Regions from separate parts of the Homo sapiens genome. Here region 1 is linked to region 2. A link is a loop called in an ENCODE intact Hi-C map of the cell type or tissue named here. Cell type or tissue: MCF 10A. All regions are shown on one strand. Links, peaks and the distances in the headings refer to the core of each region. The heading gives the core; the rest is flanking DNA. Region 1 has its middle 220 kb from the start of LINC01854. Region 2 has its middle 470 kb from the start of LINC01854.

Region 1 (2,808 bases), core at 64-2,563, 250 kb before region 2:
AGCTGAGATGGCGCCACTGCACTCCAGCCTGGGCAACAGAGCGATACTCCGTCTCAAAAAAAAAAAAAAAAAAAAGAAGAAGAAGAAGAAGAAGAAGAAGAAGAAGAAGAATTCTGTGATTCGTCTGTGCTCAGCAGAAAACAGGGCCTCTGTACTGCGGGTGCAAGAATGAGGGAGTCTAGGTGCACACGCCTCTCTGCCCTGAACTTGCCATCCATACCAAGGAAAGCAGACTGTATGCTTCCTACTCTCCAACCACATAAAGACAGAAAAACTCAGCACATGCAGAAACAGGGGCCTGCTCTATTCTGGTGGAGCCACTCCAGGCCCCGACTGTGCGTAAAGGGTGGATTGTCTCACGAGGCACCACGACGCCGCGGGCTACACCATGGTCTTCCAGAGGGGACAGCAGCCCTGGGATGGAAGTTAGGAGGCCTGAGCTCTCACTCCCTCATTCTTTCATTTTAACCAATAACAAGTTAGTGAGAAACTGCTCCATGCTGCGCCATGTGCTAGACATGAAAGCAGACAGGAAGAGAGTCTTGGCTTCTAAAAGTGTCTAGGCTGGTCTTCATTCCTCCTGCCACCAACCTTGTGCACTTTCGATGAGGTGCCTCAGGAGGAAATCTTGAAGTCTTCCACTCAACAGGAATGTATAGAGGATAAGGATGGGTCAGGCACCAGGCAGGAGTGGGAGACCCAGGGCACATCTTGACCTTCAGAGGCTTAGAGCAAGAAAGCAGGCAGGTATGTAAGGCACAGAGATGCTCTGTAGGAATCTGCAGAGAGAGCTAGGAAGAGAGGAGGGGCACTACCTGGGGACAGGGTGGACAGGGTGCTAAAGGAAGGCTTTGCAGGTGCCCTTGAGCTGAGCCTTGATAGGTGGAATCAGCACTCTTCATGCAGGAATCGGGCAACGTCAGCAGGAAGAGAAATTTCAGCAAAGTTCCAAAGGTGTGGAAATGAATCAGGCCTGAGCAGCCTCACAAATGTTTTTGTACAGCTGGAGGTAAGCAGCAGCAGCATCTGAGAGGAGCTGCAGAGGGGCAGGGGCAGGTCCAGGAGCCCTTGCCACAAGGTCAAACTGTGTGACTTTGTCTTGAAGGGCAGAGTGCAGTCTGCAGTCCCATGTTGTCTTAGAAAGCATCCTTACTGACAGCCTGCGAGACAGAGGGCTGAAAGGTGCAGGGCAGGAAGGCCCAAGAGTCTGCCCGTGGCTGCAGTCCAGGAGGGAGAGGACTATGGCTGCATTTCCACATCTGGCACAGGGCCGGGCACATAGCCATGCCTGGCAAAGACTTGCTGAGTGGATGGGTTAACAGAGAAAAAGTGGATCTGTGAGATGACACTGGCAGTGGAAATGGGGGAGGGGACATTGGTGCTCCCTAGGGAATCAGTGGGACCTGTATTTCACATGGGCATGAGAATTGCTGGCTGGGTGCCTGTCCTCTGTGGGGAGGCAGCCGTGGGGCCTATGGCTGCTCAGGGGCCCTGGGCATAAATCCCCAGTGTCTAGTCGAGTTCATTGTGCATGGTTTGACTCCTTTCCTCCCACCTGGTAACCTGGAACATGGAGTTTTGCCTGGGGCAAGGCCTCTGATCCATCCACCTACATGCTGTTCTACAGGGATGGGGCAAGACAAACTCTGAGTCACAAACATGTTCAGGCAGGGTTGGGGCCTGACCCAGGTCTCTCCATACCCCAGCCTCTTTCTAATTCACCATGGAGGCTGCATTCTCTGTAAAAAGTGGAAAATCATTGACCAAATCCCTCTTGACAACTGTAATATCTTTGTTGTGGTTTTTAAGAAACATTACTTTTTTTCTTCTCTTATGACTTTTAGCTCAATTTTATAAATGAATTAGTTGTTAAGAAAAAATAAACACTGCACAATATAAGCTGCAAAACAGCACCATTGTTCAAGAGAAGAATCACTCTGAGCAGCTCTAGCTTCCTCAAGAAACATCTGCCTGGCAATGCCGGTGAGGGGGCACATGAGGGTCATGGGCCACTGACTCCTCCCTGTGAGCCGGTTCCCAGGGGTGTGAGGAGGCAGTGTCTTGGACTGAGCATCTGCCACTTGCCCGTTGCTATCTGCTTCGCAGCAACCTGCTGCTGAGAATGTGTGTCACTTACGGATAATGGGACAGGCTCAGAGAAGGTCATGCGTTCTTAGCAAAGTTGAAGGCCAGTGATGAACAGGACTGCCAGAAGGGCTTGCATTTTGCACCCTGAGTGTCCTCCAAACCCTGCGTGGGTTTGGTCATGGCTGAGCAATGACACTGGAATGAGAGATACAGGACTACTTGAGTCAAAAACATCAGCGCTAGCAGGCTTGAGACTCCAAGCTTCCTGGACATTTCTGAAACAGGCCTTAAAGAGGAGAGAGATGAGTACACAGATGAAGCCCCACATTGCTATAAAAGTCAATGTCTTGAACTGAGTTGGAATCCACATCAACATGCCCTTCCCATCCCCAGAAGAAAGCAGAGAACGTGCTGTCAGGGCCCTAGACTGGCAAGGAAATACTTGCGACTTCGGGATGGTTTCTCTGTAATATCTGAGAAGGGATCATCCCCCAGGTCGGGCTGGTACCAAAGGACAGGCTGAATAGTTCAGACAGGATGAGAGGAAGGAGGTGCCGCTGTGGGTCAGCAAAGACCAGGGAGGAAGGAAGGCCCAGGAAAGAGACCGCAGCCCATGCCCCCCACTGTCCAGGATGGCCTCGGACAGGAGGGGAGAAAGTATTTCAAAGCTGCAAGGCACTGCACGTATAGGTGATGATGTTTTCAGTTGTTTCATAACCA
Region 2 (2,808 bases), core at 270-2,769:
GGTAAGGGGGATCAATTGGGAGACCCATTATAAGTAAGTAGCTACAGGAAGCACCTTTCTTCCCCCCCAGCCTGAGATGCCCCTTTTCCAGTGAGGTGGGCGAGTGGGCAGAGCCGGCCAGAGAGCTACAGCAGGTGGCCTGGTGTGGATCCTCTCTTTGTACCTATGGGCCTAACACTCTCCTCCCTCACCCAGGGGCACAGGGCATTAGGGGCAGAGTAAGAAGATGCCCCATACCGCAACCTCAGCAGCCCAACCTGTAAGAACCCCTTTTGCCCCTTCAAGCAGCACTGGCACAGGCCACGGGGACATACAGTTACAGAAGATACACCAAGCAAGCAGGCCAAAGTCATGCTGCAAAGATGGAAAATTAACCCACCATTGGAACCACAGCACACAAAAGCAGGCCAGCAACTGTGTGCTTAAATAGAGTGACTGTCTACTAAAAATAGAAGATTTAAATAGCATCCAAGGCACTTCTGACAAATAGACAAAATGTCCAAGACACAATAAAATATCACCAGTCAAAAAAAAAAAAAAAAACACACAAGAAAATCACAACTTGAATAAGAAAAAAAAAAACTTACACCATCACGGTAATGAAACAAATGATGGAATTTTCTGTAAAGAATTTAAAACAGTCATTATTAAAATGCTTCAACAGTCAGGCGCAGTGGCTCACTCCTGTAATCCTAGCACTTTGGAAGCCTGAGGTGAGTGGATCACTTGAGGTCAGGAGTTCGAAACCAGCCTGGCTAACATGGTGAAACCCTGTCTGTACTAAAAATACAAAAAAATTAGCCCAGCACAGTGGCAGGCACCTGCAATCCCAGCTACTTAGGAGGCTGAAACAGTAAAATCACTTGAACCTGGGAGACAGAGGTTGCAGTGAACCAAGGCCGCACCACTGCACTCCAGCCTGGGTGAGACAGCAAGACTCCATCTCCAAAAAAAAAAAAAAAAAAGCTTCAACATTCAATTACAAAATATTTTGAAATAAATGAAAAAATAGGAAAGAAATAGATGTTATAAAAAGCAACCAAAGGGAAATTATAGATCTGAAAAAATCAATAACAGAAATGAATGAGCTCAATAGTAGAGTGGAGATGATGAAGGTTATAGTTAGGTAACATGAAGATAGATCAATAGCATTCACCCAATCTGAACAAACTAAAAACAACAAACAAAAATAAAAAACAAGATGAAGTCCTCAGGGATCTGTAGGAAAATAACAAAACTTTGAAACTTCCAGCACTTGTATGGTCAGAGTCCCAGTAGGAATAAAAAGGAAGACCTGAAAAAGTATTTGAAAAAAATAGTTGACAACCATCCTAAGTTAGATGAAAAACACAAACATAGAGATTCATTAAAATGAGCAAAGCCCAAATAGGATACACACAAAGAAATCTAGGACAAGGCACATCATAATTAAACTCTTGAAACCTAAAGACGAAGTTAAAATCTCAAAAGCAACTGGAGAGTAGTGACACCCTATGTGTGGTGAATACCATTTGGATGACAGCAGATTTCTCAGCTGGAACCATGGAGGTCAGAAAGAAGTGGCACAATATTTTTCAAATGCTGAAAGAAAAGAACCATCAACCATGAATTCTATATCTGGTGAAATTATCCATCAGAAATGAAGGGGAAATAAAAAAATTGTCAGATTAAAGAAAACTAAAAGAATTGGCCACCAGCAGACCTACTTTTAAATAATGGCTCAAAAAATTCTTTACATAGAAAGAAAATTATAAAAGAAAGAATTTTGGAGCAGCTGGAAAGAAGGGGAAACAATGGAAGGAGCCAAAATATGGGTTCAAATAATATAGTATTTTTGTGCTTATAAGTTTTATAAATAACATTGGATTACTGAAGTAAAAATTGTGACACTATCTGAGACCAAAAGTAATGATATTTAGAAGTGGGGAAGGAAAACAAACCTAAGTGGAAGTGAGGTTTTCACATTTCACTTGAAGTGAAATTTTTAGGATACCATGTTGATGCCAGATCAATAGAATCCACTCAGTCTGAATGATAGAGAAAATCTAGACTGAAAAGCAAAACAAGAACAGAGCCTCAGGGATCTGTAGGAAAGTAACAAAATTTCCAACATTTGTACGGTCAGAATTCCAATAGAGGAAAGAAGGAAGACCTGAAAAAGTTTCTGAAAAGTACACTATTCTAAGTCACATATATGTATGTTGTAATACTCAACCACTAGGAAAACCGTACGATGAAGTATTCTCAAAATACTATAAATAAATCAAAATATTATCCCACACATATTCTCAAGTAATCTGCAGGAAGACAAGAAAAGAGAAATAGTAACGAGAACAATAGGAAACAAAACCCAAATAATAAAATGATAGACAAGCTATTAAGTAACATATTAATAGTTAGCATAAATGTAAATAGCCTGAATACCCAATCAAAACATAGCAGTTGAAAGTGAAAGGATGAAAGTTAAAGGATAGGAAAAGATATACCATACAAACAATCAAAACAAAGCACAGCAAAAGGGGCTATCGTAATATCCGATAAGACCAAATTCAGAGTCAAAAAAATTACCACAGACAAACAGGAACATTATGTATTGATAAAAGGGTCAGTCCACCAGGAAAACAGAACAATCCTGAATTTGAACAAACCACGGAGCCTTGAAATGCTTTAATGAATAGAGATAAAAGGAGAAATAGACAAATACATTACTAGAGTTGGAGACGTCAACACTTTTCAAGAATGGATGCAACCACTCTACAGAAATTCATCAAGGATATGGAAGATCTGAAAAAAACAACCAAGGAAAGG

The links. A loop is a pair of places that touch in the nucleus more often than their neighbours do. Peaks named below come from ENCODE experiments on the same cell type or tissue, not always from the same donor. Only the 100,000 strongest peaks of a DNase experiment are listed, where the experiment ranks them.
Region 1: it touches region 2 in a loop (5-fold over the local background); 2 of 110 quality-filtered maps call a loop at or near these places.

The regions. Positions count from the first base shown.
Region 1 is chr2:129,055,265-129,058,072 of GRCh38, reverse strand. No RefSeq gene overlaps it. Among named protein-coding and RNA genes, the nearest start is that of LINC01854, 220 kb to the left of the region's middle. In MCF 10A, for the core only: no CTCF peak of the experiment used is centred there; a DNase peak (open chromatin) is centred at 1,572.
Region 2 is chr2:128,806,214-128,809,021 of GRCh38, reverse strand. No RefSeq gene overlaps it. Among named protein-coding and RNA genes, the nearest start is that of LINC01854, 470 kb to the left of the region's middle. In MCF 10A, for the core only: no CTCF peak of the experiment used is centred there; no DNase peak of the experiment used is centred there.